Regions from separate parts of the Mus musculus genome. Here region 2 is linked to region 1. Evidence: chromatin loops called from intact Hi-C (ENCODE). Cell type or tissue: gastrocnemius. All regions are shown on one strand. Each heading gives the region's core, and the rest is flanking DNA. Links, peaks and the distances in the headings are about the cores only.

The links. Peaks named below come from ENCODE experiments on the same cell type or tissue, not always from the same donor. Only the 100,000 strongest peaks of a DNase experiment are listed, where the experiment ranks them.
Region 2: a loop joins it to region 1, with 11 times the contacts of the local background. A loop is called at or near these places in 29 of 42 quality-filtered maps.

The regions. Positions count from the first base shown.
Region 1 is chr4:127,316,005-127,323,477 of GRCm38, forward strand. No RefSeq gene overlaps it. Among named protein-coding and RNA genes, the nearest start is that of Gja4, 5.7 kb to the left of the region's middle. In gastrocnemius, for the core only: CTCF peaks have their summits at 1,365 (motif pointing left) and 3,842 (motif pointing left); a DNase peak (open chromatin) is centred at 3,843.
Region 2 is chr4:127,246,965-127,254,437 of GRCm38, forward strand. Smim12 (small integral membrane protein 12) reads left to right here. Exons shown (of 2, transcript NM_030252.2): 2 at 1-845. The coding sequence ends at 222. Among named protein-coding and RNA genes, the nearest start is that of Smim12, 6.9 kb to the left of the region's middle. In gastrocnemius, for the core only: a CTCF peak has its summit at 3,200 (motif pointing right); DNase peaks (open chromatin) are centred at 2,869, 3,199 and 5,261; H3K4me3 peaks cover 715 bases; H3K27ac peaks cover 1,963 bases.

The DNA of each region.
Region 1 (7,473 bases), core at 828-5,827:
ACTAGGGACAAGTGCGCCGACGTAGTTCTGACCCTTGAAGGCGTGGGAACAGTGTCTGCTCTGGTAGCTTTTCTGCCGAGTTGCCTTTGAGGTTGGGCCTCAAATCCTTTTGAAGGTTTTGCTCCCATCTGGTTCCCAGGGAAGTGGGGGGCAGGGGAGCTCATTGAGGACCTCGGGGTGATGCCAAGGTTGCTCCAACCCCTTCCTGGACTCTGAGATCAGGTGTCACAGATGAAGAAGGGGTAGGGGCCAACCAACACAATATTCAAAAGTCAACTCTTCTGAGGGAAAATGTCCCTGGATCGTCACTCTTCACCCCCACCCCTTTTGTCCTGACCCTGTTCAGCCTGCCACCAACTCAGTGACCCCAGATGGTCTCCTAGCCTCCACTCAGCCTCTACATTTTTGCAGAAACCTGGCTATAAGGTTGCCCTGTTTCAATGCCAGGCCGGCACTCCGTCACCAGCCCCATCCAGTCATTCTCTGTCGTGTCTGTGTGCACCTACCTTTGTGCATGGCTCTGTCTTCTCGGAGCAGCCTCACGTGTGGGAAACTCTCACACGTGGATGCCTCCAGCCCCTCAGGTCTTCGCTGAGATGTCTGTCATCTTCCCCAGAAGTTCCTTTGCTGGCCTCCACTGGGTCAGATATGCCCTGCAATTCCTTGTTTAAAGCTTTTTAGATGTAGTTAATATATGTAATACTATATGATATGTAAATATAGATTTATAACACATATGACTTAATATATAATTATATATATATATGCATTATATATGTATATATGCACACACACACACACAACTCGGTGGCATAGACCAGTAATCCCACCATTCATGAGGACTGCCAGTTATGGGCTAGCTCATACTATACAAGATCTTGTCTCAATCAGAACACAGTTCTTATCTCTGGAGCCAACTATGACCGACCATGCCCTGGGAACACATATTTAAGTTACCCCAAACGTCATGTTTCATCATGGCAACTGTTTTATGAAGGTTTTTGTTTTGTTTTTGTTTTGTTTTGTTTTGTTTTTTGTTTTTGTTTTTAAATAACAGAACAAAGTGTTTTAAGAACTATGGATGGTAGAAGAGCTGAAGAGATGACTCAGTGGAGGTCCTGAGTTCAATTCTCAGGAACCACATGGTGGCGCACAGCCATCCGGAATGGGCAGCTGGATGTGTCTGAAGACAGCTACAATGTACTCATATACATAAAGTAAATATATCTTTAAAAGAAAAGGGCTGGGGAGATGGCTCAGCAGTTAAGAGCACTGAACTGCTCTTCCAGAGGCCCTGAGTTGAATTCCCAACAACCACGTGGTGGCTCACAGCCATCTGAATGAGATCTGATGCCCTCTTCTGGTGTCTGAAGACAGTGACAGTGTACTCACATACATAAAATAAATCTTTTAGAAAAGAAAATAAACTGGTAGAAACATCATATATCTGAGTCTTGGCAAAGCAGGGAAGTCCCTCCTGCTGGCCTCAGATGCGTTCAGGATGCTCTTAGCCTTTGGATTGGTGGAAGCTAGGAGTCTGTGTATTCCAAAGATATTACCTAATTGTCCCAAGGGTGTTAGGTGGAATGCAGAGGTGGGCGATACCTGTCTTTGGGGGTGGTAAAGATAACCTAAGGTAATTTGACTTGAGACCCGCTAACATTTCTGCTCCCTATAATTACAGTTCTAATCAGTCAGCTTGGCAGGACCTTTAACACAGATGCAGTGGGTGTGTAGGAGGGCCTCATTTTACACACACACACACACACACACACACACACCCCTATCAAAACAAAACCTGCCAACTCAACCAAGTTAACTTCAACCTGTATCAAATATATTCACATTGCTATGCAACATATCTCCAGAATGGTTTCTCTGGCCAGGTGGAAGTGGTATCCACTGAATGCCTGCCTGCCTTTCTCTTTGCTTCCCCTGCCCCATTACACTGGAAGCATCTTACGGGCAGGCAAGCAGCGCAAAGCAGGGCACCAGGCCTGTAGATGGAATTACCAATTCAGCATACGCTTACTGGGTGCTTTCTGATGCTGTAACACTGTCCGGACACTGTCGGCAGCCAGAGAACACAAGAGATTCTTAGCCTCCTGGACTTTACTTTCTAGCTGTGAGAAGACAGAAAAGACAACAAAACAAAACACCAAAAATAAAATACAAAAAAAAAAAATGGTTAGTGATTCAAACAAATATGGTGGCGGGGTGGGTGTAGGGAACATGAGGCACAGAGCACACGGAGTATCCAGTTTCAAGTTCCTATAGAAGAGAAATTTGCACCAAACAGTTGCCACAGAGGCTGAGCCTCTAAGGAAGAAGGAAGTCCCATGGCTGCCTAGGCATTCCAGGTGCAGAGAACCTGGGTGTCAAGTTCCTGAGGCAGGGGTGTGCCTTGGTGTCTCCTCCCTGAGGGGCAATGAGGAGGTCGGCGTGACTGAGACAGGTGATTGAAAAGGAGTTGAAGAAGGTGAAAGGCTAGTTGTCGGGTAGGGCGGATACCGTCAGGCCCTGTCAGAGATGACTTTTGATCATTGGGGACAGAGGAACTTGTGGTCTCCCTTTGGGTTTTTGCAGCATGTCCCCCCATCAGGACGTGTTAAAATATAAACTATGCGAGTGACACAGGCAGACGCGTGCAGACTGCATCAGGTGGCAGGCCAGCTGGTAGCAAGTCCAGGTCGGCTTCTGCTGTCACAGCTCATGGCCAGTCCACGACAGGGTGCTCTGCTCCGGGAGGGATCTGGTGTCACCATGGTTCTGCCCCTTCCCATCTGGGAATCCCAACTCCCTAATGTTTGTGTGATTCTCAGTTCCTCTTCAGCCAGCCTCCCAGGGTCAGGAGCAGGAGGTGGGGGGGCGGGGGGTGTCTTACCTAGGCCGGGCTGCTGTCAACAGAATACCTGAGCCTCAATGATTTAAACCAAAATGTTCCTTCCATGAAGGTCTGGAAGCCAGAGACCAGTTGTCATGCGGCATGGCCAGGTTCTTGGGAAAGGACATCTGACTGACATATTCACAGGACAGAAAGATCCTTAAAAAAAAATTCTTCCCTTCCTCCACTCCTCCTCTTCTTCTCTCCCTTCAGCTACTCCGCTCCCTTCTCCCCCCCCCCCCCCCAACAACCTCATGTGGCCATGCTGGTCTCAAACTCCACATATAGCCGAGGATAGCCTTGAACTTCTGATCCTCTAGCTCTTCCTGCTGAATGCTAACATTAAGGGAACGCTGTTACACTCAGCTCTGTGGGTGCTGGAGATTGAGCCCGGGGCTTCGTGCAGGCTAGGCAAGCTCTCTAACCAACTGAGCCGTTTTTCAACTCATCCCACACCCTTTCGTTTTCGTTTGTCTTTTGAGTCTCCTTGTGTGGACCAAACTGTCCTCAAACTGATGATCCTCCTGCCTCAGCCTCTCAAGTGCTGGGAGTTTAGGTGGGTGATACCATACTGGGTTTCTCCTGTCTCTTTTTATAAGGACACTAATCCCATTTGACAGGGGTTTACTCTTGACCCAAACATCTTCCAAAGGTCCACTACCTAATATACCATCACACCGAGGGTAGGATTTTAATATATGGTTTGGAGGTGGGGGGGGGGGGAACAACACAAAATCAGTCCACACACAACACAGTCCTGTGTTCTAGAATGAATGAAGACAAAAAGTTCTCTTGGTTGTCTGGGGCTGTCGGGTGTGGTGCCCACGTGTACTACACTCTGACTTGGAGACTTCTAAGTGGCATCTTCATCCATGGCAGGAATGAAGGATGCCTGCTCTGACCCCTCAAGCCTCCCAGAAGGGAAGAGGTGCACTCCAAAGGGACATGAGTGCCACCTAGTGGTAAGAGTGATGATTGCTGTGAACTTAGTCATGACTGCAGAAAGATACAAACTCCTGGTGGATCCGTGCACTGAATGGATCTCTGTCAAAGGCTCAATGCCCAGGGCTGGGCAAAAATTTAGTAGGCATCTTATCTATTCCATGCCAGGAAACACCATGGTTGATTATCCCGTCCCAAAAGTCATGCCACCACAAACATCCCTTTGCCTGTGCATTACAGGGCAGGCCGTTATGACATTGCTTTGCTTATGCTGCCATTATGACTCTGATCACTTTGCCTTTGTTGATTCAGGGCTGCCACCTGGCCCCTGCTCCTTTCTACTTTGGGGCTCAATTAAACCCACTGCACTTAATTCATGCAACGGTGCAGCAGCGCCTCCAACCCTAAGGTCTGGCACAAGGAAAAGGGCAATAACAGAGCTCTTCAAATGTGTTGGTACACCTATCACCATTTTGCACGCCACAGGATTAGTGAATGGCACATCTTCTGGGCCTTTCCATTGTGGAGAATTAGGTTTTACATAGGGTACCTGCTCTGACGTCATGGTTTCCTTCAACTTCCTTCATCAACACCAAACCAGGGGATATCGGGCATCTTTAACTCCATTTCAGTCGGCCATCTTTTGACAAATGCTTTATCTAACCATTCAAACACCTTCCACATTCAACCTAAAAATCTCCACTCAATGGGCCCATATTAATAAACTCAGCCTGACCCAGTTTTATGTTCCGTTCACCATTAGCCCATGCCCTTAAGATCCATTCCCACACATATTCCTCAGACTTCTGCTTGAATTAATTAGCAAACTCATTAAGCTCCTTAGTAGTACCTCATGAGTAGTACTTCCTTGCGAACCACACTTTCTATCTCTCCGCTACGAGACTGCCTTAAGCTTTGGTCTGGTTATAGATCTAGAGACAACTATTGGTGGGCCCTGGGGGACATCAGTATTGGCTTGCCTGGCATCTCCTTAAGAGAAATTCATGCTGGTTTAGCAGACAATGAAGGGTTAATTTCCTCAGTCAAAGGCAGAAAATATTGCAGGGGATGGGAGCACATCTTCTGCTGAGGATCGAAAGTCCTTGGTCCTCCCACACATCTCCATTCCAAGTTACAGGACCCCACTCTTTACCACTTAGTGCCCTTACTTTAACACCTTCTGGGCCTGGGACATGAATTGTCTTTGCAGTTCAGCCAGTCTCATATTGAAGGCTTTGGCTTGATTTTCTGGAAGATGCTGGAGGGGTTAGGAATGAAGCTTGGTTGTGCTTGCCTAGTGTCGTCGTCACTGTTCTATTGCTGTAACAATAGAACCATACCATGACCAAGGCAACTTATAAAAGAAAGCATTTAGCTGGGGGCTGGCTTATAGTTTCAGTGGCTTAATCCATTATCATCATGGCGGGGAACATGGGGGCAGGGAAGTAGGCATAAGATGGAGTAGTAGCTGAGAACTCACATCTGATCTGAAAGTTGCAGGTGGAGAGATGGGGAGACTGGACCTGGTGGGGGCTTTTGAAAGCTCAAAGCCCAGCTCAGTGACATGCCTCCTCCAGTAAGGCCACACCTCCTCCAACAAGGCCACACCTCCTAATTTTTCCCAAACAGTTCACTAACTGGGAGCCAAACATCCAAATATACGAGCCAATAAGGGCTGTTCTCATTCAAACCATCACACCTACCAGGCACAAAGATCTCCGGTTGATCCTTATCATAAAACTAGGCATAATGGTCCATACCTGTAACTCCCACACTCAGGGGATAGAGGCAGGAGGATCAGGAGTTCAAAGTCCTCCTCAGCAACATAGCAAGTTCAAGGCCAGCCTGGGTGACCTGAAACTCTTTTTAAAAATTATTTCTAGCCAGGCAGTGGTGGCACACGCCTTTAATCCCAGCACTCAGGAGGCAGAGGCAGGCAGATTTCTGAGTTCAAGGCCAGCCTGGTCTACAGAGTGAGTTCCAGGACAGCCAGGGCTATACAGAGAAACCCTGTCTCGAAAAAACAACAACAAAAAATTTCTATTAATTTTTTCATAAATATGTTTGATCATATTCTTTTTCCTCCCCCAATACCTCCCTGATCTCCCCCATCTCTCTATCCACCCAATATCATGTTTTTTCCTCTCTCAAAAAAGGAAAAACAAAAACAAAAGAGAAAATCAAGACAAACTTAAAGCATTAAGACAAAAATACCCAAACCACACCAAGACCATGGAGTTTGGTTTGTATTAGCCAACTACTCCTGGGCATGGGGTCTGACCTGCAGTGTGGTGGATCTATCCAGTGCTACTCCATTGGAGAAAACTAATTTTCCCTTATCTAGCAGGCACCAATCCCTCTATTGAGCCCCTCCCCTTAGGGCTTAGGGATCCTCCGTGCAGCAGAGGAGGAGGAAACCTGGTGGGTGACTGCAAAGGAAAGAGTGTCATGCAGACAAGAGGGCTGGTACACACATGAGCTCGTAGAGACCTTGACAGTACTCACCAGCCCTGCATGTGTTCAAGCCAGACAAAACCCCAGTTCTGAGAAGTGAAACAAGGCCCCACTTCCAGCCAAGAAGCGATTTGAAACTCCTGAATATTTTAATGAATTAATGAATTGATTTTAAAAACGTATTCACTTTACATCCTGCTCACTGTCCCCCTCCTGGTCACTCCCTCCCACAGTCCTTCCACCACACTCTCTCCCCTTCTCTGAGTGGGTGCCTCCTGTTCGTATCCCCCCACCCTGACACTTCAAGTCTCTGAGAGGTTAGGTACTTCCTCTCCCACTGAGGGCAGACAAGGCAGCCCAGCTAGAAGAACATATCCCACAGACAGGCAGTGGCTTTTGGAATAGACCCTGCTCTAGTTGTTGGGACCCACATGAAGACTAAGCTGCATATCTGCTACACACACACACACACACACACACACACACACACACACACACACAGCTAAACAGAGAATTCTCAACAAAGGAATCTTGAATGACCGAGAAGTGCTTGAAGAAATGTTCAACATCATGAGTCATCAGGGGAGTGCAGATCAAAACGATTCTGAGGTCCCATCTTAGACCCATCAGAAGGACTAGGATAAAAAACTCAAGCGATAGCACATGCTGGCAAGGATGTGGAGCAAGTGGGAACACTCCTCCATTGCTGGTGGGAGTGCAAACTTGTCCATCCACTTTAGAAATACATTTAGCAGTTTCTCAGAAAACTGGGAATAGTTCTACCTCAAGACCACTCCTGGGCATATATCCAAAAGATGTTCTACCATCCCACAAAGGCATTGGCTCAACTATGTTCACAGCAGCTTTATTCATAATAGCCAGACACTGGAAACAACCTAGATGTCCCTCAACTGAAGGATGGGTAAAGAAAATGTGGTATATATACACAATGGAATACTATACAGCTAAGAAAAACAAAGTCATCATGGATTTTGAAGGCTAAAGAATGGATCTTGGGTATATCATTCTGAGCGAGGTAACCCACTCCCCCAAAGGACATGCACGCTGTATATTCACGAATAGGTACATTTTAGCCATAAAATGCAGGATGCCCATGTTATTCTCCACAAACCCAAGAGGCTGGACAGGAAGGCGGGCCCAGGCAAGGATGCTTGAGCCTCACTTGGAAGGGG
Region 2 (7,473 bases), core at 963-5,962, 69 kb before region 1:
GTGGCCTTTGTGGTCGGGGCTGTGGGCTACCACCTGGAATGGTTCATCAGGGGAAAGACTCCTCAGCCTGTGGAGGAGGAGAAGAGCATCCTGGAGCGCCGAGAGGACCGAAAGCTGGATGAGATGCTAGGCAAGGACCACACTCAGGTGGTGAGCCTTAAGGACAAGCTAGAATTTGCCCCTAAAGCAGTCCTGAACAGAAACCGTCCAGAGAAGAACTAATGGAGGGCCCAGGTCCCTGTGGTGCACAGGGATATGCCATGTCCTGCCGCCATGTCGACCCAGCTTCAGAACACACATCTGATTTGCTTTGCTGCTCACTCCGGCCCCCTGAGCACCCACAGCCACTCGTGTACTGGCTGGTCCTGTATGGCTGCAGAGCGGCAGCAGTAGGGGCCAGCAATGAGGAAGACTGCGTCTGCTCAGTGGGCTCTCTCCGTGCCTGGACAGGCTTCTGATCTTACCTGGGAGCCCTGCAGGGAGGAGCCCTGGGGAATGAACCTTGGTCTCAGGCTCCCGGGGAGGGGCTTGGCCTCAACTGGGAATGGTTGGGGTTTATCGTTGCCATTAGGAGGGGCACCTCCATGTCTAGTTCTCGTTTTTGCACTGAAAAGAATTCAGGAATGTCCCTGGCTCCCTTGATGAGGCTTTCTTATTTTCCTGTGTGCATTCTTCCCTTTACTGGCTCAGGCGTGGGATTCTCAGGGGAAGGAAAGCATGCTTCTCTTGTGGGGAGCTCAGGCTGTTTACCTCGGGGCCAGCGGGGCATAAGCCTGGAAATAATCACTGTCTTCCACCCTTCCTCACTGGAGTGGGGACTCAATTAAAGTGGCACCTGGCACATACTGATGGAGTCCTGCTCTCTGGATGGGGTCTGGGTTCTCCTCGGAGTTAGTGCAGACATTTGGAGTGTGTCATCAGTATTGTCTGAGGACTTCCCAAGACAGCACAGCTCAGTGCCAGCTGAGTCTCCCAGAGATACAAGATCCCAGGAGTCTTTTTATCGTGACTACACAAGGCTGCAGCATCCCTAGGGTCTAAATCCATAGCACACACAACTCAGGGATAATTTCACATTAACAAAATCTGGCAGAGGTGAGAAGGGGTCACCCACACCCGCAGTGCTCCAGTGGCTGCTGGCAACATTTTGTTCTTTACGCTAATGTCTGTGGGTTTTTAAGTTTTGCTTCCTTTTGAAACAGCCACTGTAGCTGGCCTAGAGGTTGTTACATAGACTAGGGTGGCCTCAAATCCACAGAAGTCTGCCTGCCTCTGCCTCTCAAGAGATGAGACGGTAGGCATGTGCCCCCCTGGCCCACTGCTCTCTGTGTAGGTTTAAAAGGGGTTCCATGGATATCCTTTTATATTATTTTTGCAGATTGTTATTTCTGCCTTACCATATGGTGGTTGGCATTGTTCTCAGAGAAGAGGTTGCTGAGGTAGAACCCAGAGCCTCACACGTGTTAGACAGTCACTGTCTAACAGTTCGGATTCCTCCCTGTTTTCAAGCTCTTATTAAGAAACAGTCCTATTAGGCTGCCAGGATGTTCTTGAATTCCTGGCCCTCCTGCCTCAGCCCCCATGAGTAGCTGGGATTATAGGCTTGTGCTACCAAGCTGGATTCTATCATTGTTTGTTTCCCAGACTGTGTTTCTTTTTTTTTTTTTTTGGTTTTTTGAGACAGGGTTTCTCTGTATAGCCCTGGCTGTCCTGGAACTCACTTTGTAGACCAGGCTGGCCTCGAACTCAGAAATCTGCCTGCCTCTGCCTCCCGAGTGCTGGGATTAAAGGCGTGCGCCACCACGCCCGGCTCCAGACTGTGTTTCTAATACCTTTTATGTTTTACATCCATTGGTGTTTTGCCTGTATGTCTGTGTGAGGATGCTGTGTCCTGGAGCTGGAGTTACAGGTGTGAGCTGCCATGTGGTTGCTGGGAATTGAACCTGGGTCCTCTGGAAGAGTAGTCAGTGCTCTTAACCCCGGAGCCATCTCTCTAACCCCTCTAGCACTTCAAACAAATCTATCTATCTATCTATCTATCTATCTATCTATCTATCTATCTATCTATCTATCTATTTTGTGTGTGTGTGTGTGTGCGCGTGCGCGCATCTGTCTGCACCTTAGTGCACATGTGGAACACAGAAGACAACATTTGAGAATTGGTTCTTTGCTACTATGTGGATCCCAGGGACCAAAGTCAGGTCTTCAAGGTTGGCAAGCAGGTACCTTTACCTGCTGTAACATTTTTCAAGCCCTCTTCATTGTTTTTGTTTGTTTGTATTAATATTTGCTTGTGTGTGTGTTAGCATGTGCTGGTGCCCCCCACTGAAGCCAGAAAAGGTGTCAGTTCCCCTGGGGTTAGAGTCACAGGTGATTGTGAGCCGCTCCATTCTGGGTGCTGAGAGCTGAACTCATGTTCTCTGGAGGAGAGGAGCCTTAACCGCTGAGCCATCTCTCCAGTCCCTTTCATCGCTTTCTTTAATGGCTGCACAATTAGGTACCTACCCATCAAGTGAAGCTCTAGCAAAGGCTGATTCTCGAGTGTCCCTATGAGTTTAAATACTGCAGTGACTGTCTTATGTGTGGTTTCCTCTGCATTCCAGAGTCAGTGGGAAGAACAGCAAATTACCTTAGATGAAGTATGTCTCCATGCATAATACCAAATCTTTCCAAAAGGACTGTAGTGTGTGTTAGCCTAACTCGGCCTATTGCTGGGGAGGCTGTATGGGGAGTGACAGCAGAAGGCAAGAAGAAGCAGGTGGCTGACCCAGTGAGCAGAGAAAGCATGAATCTGCCCTCAATGAGGAAGGTGCCTCTCCTGCTTATCTCAGGAGCTGTCTCCCCAGAGGTCTGATGGATGACTTCAGGTGGAGAAGCCAGCAATGGGGTGGGTGTCCTGGGAAGAGGGCAGGTGGTGACCTGAAAGAGGAAATCCAGTTAGTAGCATCCTCTCTGTGCCTAAGGGAGTTGCTGAGCTGAGTCATCGTTGCTTTAACAGATCTTGGGGGTGGGGGTGGGGGTGGGGAGTGATAGGAGCAACTTTGTGCCACCTAAGTAAAGATGAAAAGATTGCTGATTCTGAAAGCATCATCTAAGCTGAGCTTTGGCAAGCCTCAGCTAGGCTAGTGGTGTGCTTCATTAATAGCCCGGTGGTGCCACTCTGTGGCCGTTCTAAGTACTACCAGGCCTGTGACTGCTCCACTGGACTAAACTTGAGTCAACGTTGATGCCTGCAGGGGGCAGTCAGGTGCCAAGTGAGCGAGTGGGCTAGCCAGGCTGGAAAGTAGAAACTACAGATCTGGCAAAAGGGGCCAGTAAAGACTCACTTTCCCATTTGTTTAGCTCACTCAGAGGTACCAGGTTTTCTATATCTTCTCCCTTAGAGATGCTAGAAACAGAATGAAGTTTTTCTTATTATTTCTGTTTATAGAATCTGTTTTCTAAATATTGATAACTCATTAAAGAAAAGCTAAGGCTAGACATTTAGTTCAGTAGGTAGAGAGAGTTAACTACCCATCATGAAGCTCTGGGTTCTGTCTTCAGCACCATATAAGCCAGGTGTGTGTGCCGTGGGCTTGCCTGTGACCTAAGCGCTTGGGAGGTAGAGGCAGATCAGAATTTCAGGGTCAGGCTAGTGAGATTGCTCAGTGGGTGATCTGGTGGCTTGTACAATTTGGTGGCCTGAAGTCAATCCCAGGAATACCCCAAAAAGGTTGATGGAGAGAACAAACTCCACCAAGATGTCCTCTAGCCGTCATCTGGGTTGCTCTGTGGCAGGTACATGCGGCATGCACACCACATACAAACAGTAACACATACATTACACAGTTCACACCACATACACAAATATATATGCAAATAGTAACATATATTAAACAGTTCATGGCCACTGTTGGCACAGCAAGGTCAAGGCCTGGGATATAAGAGATGCTGTTTCAGAACAACAAAAACAACCAAGAATTAAACGTAAGGGCCAGCAAGATGATTCAGTGGGAAAAGACACTTGCCACTAAGCCTGATAACCTGCCCTTGATCCTTGAATCCCACATGATAGAGGGTGGGAACCAACTTGCACAAGTTGTCCTCCGATTTGCACACGTAGGATGTGGCAAGTGTGTGTATATACACATGCAAGAAATAAGAATGTTATTAAAATATAAAATCAACCTTGCCAATTTTCAACCTCTCAAAATGCCCCTTTAGGGAGCACGTGTTCCAAAATGTTCCAGTCATCACCACAAAGGAAAACGTTCCCTCCCTGATTCGATAAAAGGGGGATACCCTTTGACTATACCCCAGAGTTGGATTTCCATGGAAACATTTGGAGCCAGGTGTGGCAGGGATTGCCTAGGAAGCTGAGGCAGGAGGATGGGAAGCCTTGGCCATTTAACTAGTTTAAGTCTAGCCTAAATCCATAGTGAGACTGTGTCAAAAAATAAAGCAAAACTCCCCCAAAGGAAAAAAAAACAAAAAAAAACCAAACCATTTTTTAGTATCCCGAGTGCCTGAGTGTGTGCAGCTTCACTCAGCCTGGAAAAACATTGAAGGATGGAAAGAAAAACGCAGAAACAACTAGAAGGTTTTCCCATAGACGTTTTTAGATTTTTCAGATATTTTAGAATATCCCTGTCCCCACGGGTGCCCCTCCTACCGGCGCCTCGCCTGCCATCTTTGGAAATCCAAGAGATCCTCTCTTCCAGTCTCACTTTGATTGTGCCTCCTTTTAAATAATTTTATTTCTTGGGGCATGTCCTTGTTGAATTTTTGCCTCCAGTGAGTCTATTAATATTCTCAGCCAGACATTTCTTTCCCACGGGCTGGCCGAGGTCTGTGGCTACTGTAGCAGCGATAAGAAGCTGCCGCTCTTTCGCCTCTTCGCCTCTGTGCAGGTGATGCTTGTTTGTTTGTTTTTGTTTTGAGTAGCGGGGCTTAGGGAGCATGTGATGCGATGAGCGAAGCATGGTTATCTTGGTGAATCGTGCTGATTCACCTTGGAGACATGTGGCCGTCTTTTGACTGGGCCAACAGTCAGGGTTCACTGAAATACGTTACGGAATGGACGTGCTTGGAACTTTTTGTGTGTACTCCAGTCCTCTTTGGGTCTCTCCCCCGCCCTGTGATGAAGTGCCTTTGGGGCAGGCTTATCCTGTCTGAGCAGAGCAGGACTTGCTTCTGCCCCCTCCGCGGCTCACTGGTGCTTTTCCACTTTCTAGGCTCTTTCCTGTGTCTGTTGGCGGCGTTAGCGCAAGGCGGCTGGGCAGCTGCCAGGACAAGCCTGCCAGGGAACACGTTGACTTTTGTCAGCCTGTCGGAGGCCCTGGGTTGCTGAGCCCGTCAGGGAGCAGACTTCTGAGATAGTGAGGAATTACCTTCACAGAAGTCTGGTTTGGGAACCAGACAGTCAGAGGGAAGAGGCTCCCAGTGCACATGCGCACACACGTGTGGATGGGTGCATGCGCACCTGCTTGCCCGTGTGTGGGGGTCAGAGGTCAACACTGGGTATTATCCTCATTCACTCCTCATCTTATTTTTTTTTTTTGAGATGAGGGTTCACGAGGAACGTAGAGCTGGACAATTGAGCTAGACTGGCCGGCCAGCAAGCCCCAGGGATCACTTCGACTGCCCCATCTCCTGAACCCAAGTGGCTGTCTTGATTGACATGTTCTCTCGCTCTGGGTGGTTCCTTGTGCTCTCTGAGCTGAATTAGGGAGTGGAGCAGAAGGAGCATCGAGCCACGTGCAGACTTGAGTTCTGTCTTCTGCCTGAGCGGCTACCTCAGTCATCTTAACTGAGTCTCTGAGGCTTTCTGGACCTTGGTGTCTTTGCCTATAAAAGGGGTAAGAGTGTTTGAGAGATAGCACGAAAACTTCAGCGGTGGTTCTCAACCTTCCTAATGCTTCCACGCTTTAATCCATTCCCTCATGTTGTGGTGACCCCCAACCATAAAATTGTTTTATTGCTACTTCATAGCTGTAATTTTGCTACTGTTATAAATCATAGAGTAAATATCTGACATGCAGGATATCTGATATGCGACCCCTGTGAAAGGGTTGTTTAACTCCCAAAGGGGTTGTGACCCACAGGTTGAGAAACTCTTCTCTAATAGCTGTATGTGATCTGGTGAGTTGAGAAGAGGACAGAGCAGCCTTTGCTGAGTGGTGGTGACAGGGGTCCCTCACAGGCCCCTGGTTAAGGACATCTTACTATAGGCTCCAACTTGACCAGAGGGATCAGGGAGCCGAGGTTACAGATCTCTAGTATACAAAGTCCGAGCTGGAATAAGAGGAAGCCAGCAAGAGTTCACGGATCTGGAGAATGGGTGGAGGAGATAGAGCCTTGCACTTGAAGACAAGAGAACCGGGTGGCGCAGGTTTCACCTTCCTGGCTCCTGGTTCCCTATGCACAACAGAGATGCCATTACTCGATCCCTGCTGGTAATGACCCAGGGAAGCCTCCCTTCTGTTGGAGTGGGATGGTAACCAGTCTGAGCAGTGAAACATAAGCAAGTGGTCTTTGATTCTGACACTGTACACAGCCTCTTTTAAAAGTGTTTGTTAAATAGAAGTCTCTGGAGGGGGTCAGCTACAATGTCAAGAGTAATTAGCGATTGGGAGATGAGTTTTCATCCTGCGCCAGCGGTGGCTCTTGTCCTCTTAGAAACAGTTTATTCATTATGAATCTCATTTGCTAACATTATTTATCTGCTTTTGAAATCCTTTTTTACACAATACAGAGGCAAACCATGGCTTTCAAAACACATCAAACGAGCCCTCGAAATCACTGAGGTTTACGCACACCGATAGCTTCCCCGCAAGGGTGGCTTTGTTGTTGTTGTTGGGAAAAGCCCAAAGGTATGGTTTGTGCCCCTTTCACTCCCCCTGTGCCTCACACCCAACTCCGTTCCCCCCCCCCCCCACAACCCGCCACCGACCTCCATCATCCTATTTGCCACTCAGCCTGAGCTGCTAGATGCAGCTGGAGCAGTTAGTATTACCGGGCTGCCTAGCACTGTCCCATTTATGACTTTGGGATGTGATATCCTCTGTAAGATGTGCAGCGAGGCCTCTCTAAGCCCTTCAAGCCCCTGGCACTGTTTCTGCACTCAGGCCTTTGCTTCTTGCTTGCTGTCTGTTCAGCCACTTCAAGGCTGAAGGTATTTATTTGGGCTAAAAGCTTTTGGGATGACATATCCGGTGTCCTCCATTTAGCCCGTCACAATCTCTTTCTTTTTAGTTGGTGGTGTCTTTGTGTCTTTGACACTGACAGCACTTCTGTGTCCCAGTGTAGCTCTCCCCTGCCACCGAGCCCTCTGTCCTTCTAAAATGTCACTTCGTACCTGCCCTCCTCCCTTGTCACCGCCCCTGTAGTCAGACTTTTGTTACTTTATGGGTTCCTTTCTCTTCCACCTTTCTCCACCCCCTTCTTCCCTTTAACCCCCTAACACTAGGATAGAGAGGAAAGGGGCAATGATAT